Linked DNA regions of Homo sapiens: region 2 is linked to region 1. Evidence: chromatin loops called from intact Hi-C (ENCODE). Cell type or tissue: HCT116. All regions are shown on one strand. Links, peaks and the distances in the headings refer to the core of each region. The heading gives the core; the rest is flanking DNA.

Region 1 (2,816 bases), core at 28-2,527:
GGATTAGTCTCATTGATCTATGAACTGTCAGTGCCTGGTACCAGGCTGGCTCTCCAAAAGTGTCCAATGATAGAATGAGAAAAGTGGATGAAATCATGCTTTCAGTGGATGCAAAGGATGGGGAATAAAATGGGATATAAATTTTGTATCCTGAGCGTCATGCATATCACTCCATGAAATTCCAAGAAAATTTATTTCCTTTGCTTTTTTTTTTTTAACTTGTATTTTAGATTTGAGGGTGCATGTGCAAGTTGGTTTCCTTTTCATGCTGCCATCTATAACCATATACTTTTCTTTGTTCTTAGAAGGGCCTTCAAAGTGAGTGGGTTCCTGCTATTACTCAAATTACATGGGAAAGATTTTTCATTTTTCAATTTCTTTACCTTTCATTGTTGCATATACTTGCTCATCATTCTCGCCTAAACCCAACATTATAGATGTTTTAGAAATAACATCAGGCTGAACCTTCTTGGCATGTTTCAGTACACGTAGGGACTGATCAAAATTGGCCCGAGGATCACGAACCTTACTGGAAAACAGCAGGACTGTTGTCAGCAAGAATTACAAGTTCAACCAAGTACATAGTTATGCAAGCAACCTGAAAGACCAGAGAAGTACATTCTGCACATTATCTTAAATCACATAGTTCAAAGGTAGCATTTATGCACAGATGCCTGTTAATTTAGGAAAGAAAAGGCCTCACTGGGCTCCCTAGTTCTATCTCAAGCCTGGGGCAGAGAAAAGTAGAATGGAAGAAATTACTTCAGTTTATGCATTGAGAAACCAGAATTCTGAAGCGAAAAATTAGAAGAGAAAGGAAAAAAAGCAGAAGTAAGAGAGTCTCCATACTGAACAAAGAAAAAAATAAGCTGAACCCACATGTCAGAGGGTTGAAACTTTCAAGTTCATTTCTTTTCTGAAGACTAAGCTGCCCTCTGCTGGTAAGTATACAACACTGCCACATATTAGGTAAAGAAATGCATGATTCTGGAATTTTCACTGGAAAGGATCATGTTTTTAAGTGAAACCAGGGAAACTGGCACCCACTGGTGGTGGTATCATGATGAGGTTGGAACAGGCTGTGTCCTAGACTTCAACAATGGCCAAACCACCATGGCTTAAATGACTTATCCTTTAAGCCAAAAGGCCAGAAAGCTTCTGATGTTAAACTGGATTTCATTTCAATTCTAATGCAGCTTTATTTTCTGTAATTGTTTTTCATTGGAGACTAGTTAACAGGAAAGAGAAGAAACAAATTTATGAACTTAAAAGTAACTGAAACTGACATTATAGAAATCACTTTTTAACAGAATTTCTCCACTGAAATTAAGTTATGGTCTCTACTGTTTATGATTTAGTGAAAATGGTGGTTATTGTTTACTGTAACTTCTTTCAGGCTCTATGACACAGATCATATGTAGAAGCTAATAAAATCACTGCTAAATGCTAAAATTAAAGAAAAAAATGATATTACTCTTGCCCGAAGCTTAAAATGTTCATTTTTCTAAAATTTGAATGGATGTGGATAACAATCCTTACTTTTTTTCTTACATCAGTGTTACTTGCCAATGATTAGTCTTAATTACTGAAATTATTAGGAATAAGAAAGCATAGTGTCTACTTTTTTTAAAAAGTACATCTGAATGATATGAGTTTTTTTCTTTTTTTTTTTTTTTGAGACAAAGTTTTGCTGTCGCCCAGGATGGAGTACCATGGCACTATCTCGGCTCACCGCAACCTTCGCCTCCCGGGTTCAAGCAATTCTCCTGCCTCAGCCTCCAGAGTAGCTGGAATTACAGGTCTGCACCTAGCTAAAATTTTTTGTATATTTAGTAGAGATGGGGTTTCATCATGTTGGCCAGACTGGTCTTGAACTCCCAACCTCAGGTAATCCGCCCGCCTCGGCCTCCCAAAGTGCTAGGATTATAGGCGTGAGCCACGAGTTTTTCTTCTGCATCATTTATTACACATATTAGTGCTGAATATATATATATAAATATATATGAATATATATAATATAAAAAAATATATATATATATATATATTTTTTTTTTCCTTTCTCTTTCTAGATGGAGTTTCGCTCTTTTTGCCCAAGCTGGAGTGCAATGGCGCAATCTCACCTCACTGCAACCTCCGCCTCCCGAGTTCAAGTGATTCTTCTCCTGCTTCAGCCTACCGAGTAGCTGGGATTACAGGCATGTGCCACCACGCCTGGCTATCTTGTATTTTTAGTAGAGACGGGGTTTCTCCATGTTGGTCAGGCTGGTCTCGAACTCCCAACCTCAGGTAATCTGCCTGCCTCTGCCTCCCAAAGTGCTGAGATTACAGGCGTGAGCCACAGCATCCAGCCAAATATATTTTTGAAGTCTTTTCTTTAGAATTACAACCAAAGCAATTGCTCTAGTGTAATTTTTTCCCTCCTTTGAAAACTTTATTTGTGGGGAGGGGGAAACAAACAACTTATTGAAATTTGCAGTATGATATTATTTTAAAACAAAAGAAAAAAGATGTTAATTATTTGTGGGTATTAAAACACACACAGTAACTTAGTAATATGAGTTACTAACATCTTAATGTTTGTAATATAAAAATTAAGTATATTATAAATATAAAAATACAAATATGTAGTATAAATATAGTGTTTATAATATAAACACTAAGGTGTTAGTAACTGATATTGCTGGGTGGAAATACTATTATGGGTGATATTTATGCTGATTTTGTTGGTGATATTTTCTGATTTTTATGTAAGAGACATAGATTGAGTTTGCCTAAAAAACAAAAAAGAATAGAGTTTACTTTGTAAAAGTCAATGG
Region 2 (2,816 bases), core at 34-2,533, 120 kb before region 1:
ATTGGTCTATTCAGAGAGTCAACTTCTTCCTGGTTTAGTCTTGGGAGGGTGTATGTGTCGAGGAATTTAACCATTTCTTCTAGATTTTCTAGTTTCTTTGCGTAGAGGCGTTTGTAGTATTCTCTGATGATAGTTTGTATTTCTGTGGGATTGGTGGTGATATCCCCTTTATCATTTTTTATTGCGTCTATTTGATTCTTCTCTCTTTTCTGAAGAAGAAAATCTTTAAATGCACCATAGTTATATGATTTGAAAAGAAAATGTACACTACAATGTAGCTGTTCAATAATTCTTAATAAAACTTCTCATTACCTTGATTTATAAATTGGTAGGATTTGTTCTCATCAGAATGTTTTAAAAAATCTATAAAAATAGAAGAAAAGTATCCTCTCATAAAGCTTTATGGGCACTAACAGCAGTTGGAACTTCTCTTACTACTGCCTCATCACTGGTTATATATAAGTTTTAGTACAAAGACTATAAATCTGGCTGGGCTCATGCTCATAATCTCAGCACTTTCGGAGGCAGAGGCGGGAGGATTGTTTAAAGGCAGGATTTAGAAACCAGCCTGAGCAACAAAGTGAGACCCTGTCTTAAAAAAAAAAAAAAAAAAAGAGGCAAATGACCATCTCTGTGACTATCTATCTATCTGTCTATCTATCTATATTTTTCCTTTATTTTTATTTTAAGAGACAGGGTCTCATTGTATCATCTAGGCTGGAGTGGAGTGGTGTAATAGATCACTGCAGCCTTGAACTCCTGGGCTCAAGCGATCCTCCCACCTCAGTCTCCAGAGTAGCTGGTTCTACAGGTACACACCATTGTGCCTGGCTAATTTTTGTATTTTTTTTTGTAGAGATGGGGTCTCACTGTGTTGCCTACGCTGGTCTCACACACCTAGCCTCAAGCTTCCTCCTGTTCCACCCTCCTTAAGTGCTAAGATTACAGTCGTGAGCCACCTCACTAAGCTTCTCTGACTATGTTATTATAGGGTTATTTTAAAGTACACATTATAGGGCCGGGTGGGGTGGCTTACGCCTGTAATCCCAGCACTTTGGGAGGCTGAGGCAGGCAGATCATTTGAGGCCAGGAGTTTGAGACCAACCTGGCCAACATGGTGAAACCCTGTTGGTAGTAGTCTCTACTAAAAATACAAAAATTAGCTGGGCCTGGTGGTGGGTGCCTGTAATCCCAGCTACTTGGGAGGCTGAGACATGAGAATCACTTGAGTCTGGGAGGTGGAGGTTGCAGTGATCTGATATCACACCACTGCACTCCATCCTGCGTGACAGAGGGAGACTGTCTCAAAAAAAAAGTACATATTATAAACTAACAGTGTTCAAGTTCAAGACTGATATGATTGCAGTACAAAGAATGCCCGTTTTGGGGTGCTGGTGACAAGGTTTTACTTACTTACTTGGCATGGGTCCTTTCTATGATTTAATTACATCACCGAGTTACAGCGAGTGTTAGACTATTCTTAATGCAGTTGCATTTTGCCAGGTGTATGTATACTTCTGCTTGTCTCAGGAATGTTCAGAAACACTTAAAAAATTGAGGTATTATCTCATATCACGGACTTTTTTCTTTCCTAATCTAATACAGTTGGCCCTTCATACCTGTGCTCTCTGGATTCATGGATTTAGCCAACTGTAAATCAAAAATATTTAAAAAATAATAATACAAATAATAAAACAATAGCATAACCACTGTTTACATAGCCTGTACATTGTATTAAGTATTATAAGTAACCTAGAGACAATTTGTCTATGGGAGGATGTTCATAGATTGTATGTAAATACTATACAATTTTATATAAGGGATTTGAGTGTCTGGATTTGGAATCTGAGGGGGGTTCCTGGAACCAAGCCCCTGCAGATACCAAGGGACAACTGTACTTTAATTAGAGATTTAGTGCTTTATAATACTGCCTAAAAGGACTTAAAAAGGTAGATAAGGATAGACGGTGAGTCTCTTTCAGTGACAATCTGGGTATCTTCATCATGTTACATATAATTCTGTGTTATTTAATATAGGAATATGCCCCGTGATAACTATGGAATTTTTTTTTTTTTTTTTTGAGACAGAGTGTTGCCCTGTCTCCCAAGCGGGAGTGCAATGGCGCAATCTGGGCTCACAGCAACCTACGCCTCCTGGGTTCAAGCAATTCTCCTGCCTCAGCCTCCCAAGTAGCTGGGATTACAGGCGCCTGCCACCACGCCCGGCTAACTTTTGTATTTTTAGTAGAGACGGGGTTTCGCCTTGTTGGCCATGCTGGTCTCGAACTCCTGACCTTAGGTGATCCGCCCACCTTGGCCTCCCGAAGTGCTGAGATTACAGGCGTGAGCCACCACGCCCAGCCGATAACTATGGATTTTTAGTGATGTAGTAGTAGAATACTAGTATATGTATAGAAAGTTGCCTACACAAAATCCCCGTCTAATCATGAATCATTCTTTTTTTTTTTTGAGGCAGAGTTTTGCTCTTGTTGCTCAGGCTGGAGTGCAATGGCGCATTCTCGGGTCACCGTAACTTCCACCTCAATTCCACAAGCAATTCTCCTGCCTCAGCCTCCTGAGTAGCTGGGATTACAGGCAAGCGCCACCACGCCCAGCTAATTTTGTATTTTTAGTAGAGACGGGATTTCACCATGTTGGTCAGGCTGGTCTCGAACTCCCAACCTCAGGTGATCCACCTGCCTTGGCCCCCCAAAGTGCTGGGATTACAGGTGTGAGCCACCGTGCCTTGCATAAATTATTGTTTTAAGTTGTCTAGTATTCTTTATAAAACAAGAAAAAGAAAAATCAGATATTTCC

What was found. A loop is a pair of places that touch in the nucleus more often than their neighbours do. Peaks named below come from ENCODE experiments on the same cell type or tissue, not always from the same donor. Only the 100,000 strongest peaks of a DNase experiment are listed, where the experiment ranks them.
Region 2: it touches region 1 in a loop (4-fold over the local background); 10 of 110 quality-filtered maps call a loop at or near these places.

What each region holds. Positions count from the first base shown.
Region 1 is chr4:39,467,732-39,470,547 of GRCh38, reverse strand. LIAS (lipoic acid synthetase) reads right to left here. Exons shown (of 11, transcript NM_006859.4): 8 at 384-529. Among named protein-coding and RNA genes, the nearest start is that of LIAS, 10 kb to the right of the region's middle. In HCT116, for the core only: CTCF peaks have their summits at 775 and 982 (motif pointing left); a DNase peak (open chromatin) is centred at 1,017; H3K27ac peaks cover 619 bases.
Region 2 is chr4:39,590,066-39,592,881 of GRCh38, reverse strand. The region is part of intron 2 of SMIM14 (small integral membrane protein 14); the gene reads left to right. It overlaps UGDH-AS1 (UGDH antisense RNA 1), which reads right to left. Exons shown (of 5, transcript NR_047679.1): 5 at 1-209. Among named protein-coding and RNA genes, the nearest start is that of SMIM14, 47 kb to the left of the region's middle. In HCT116, for the core only: a CTCF peak has its summit at 1,353; a DNase peak (open chromatin) is centred at 1,375.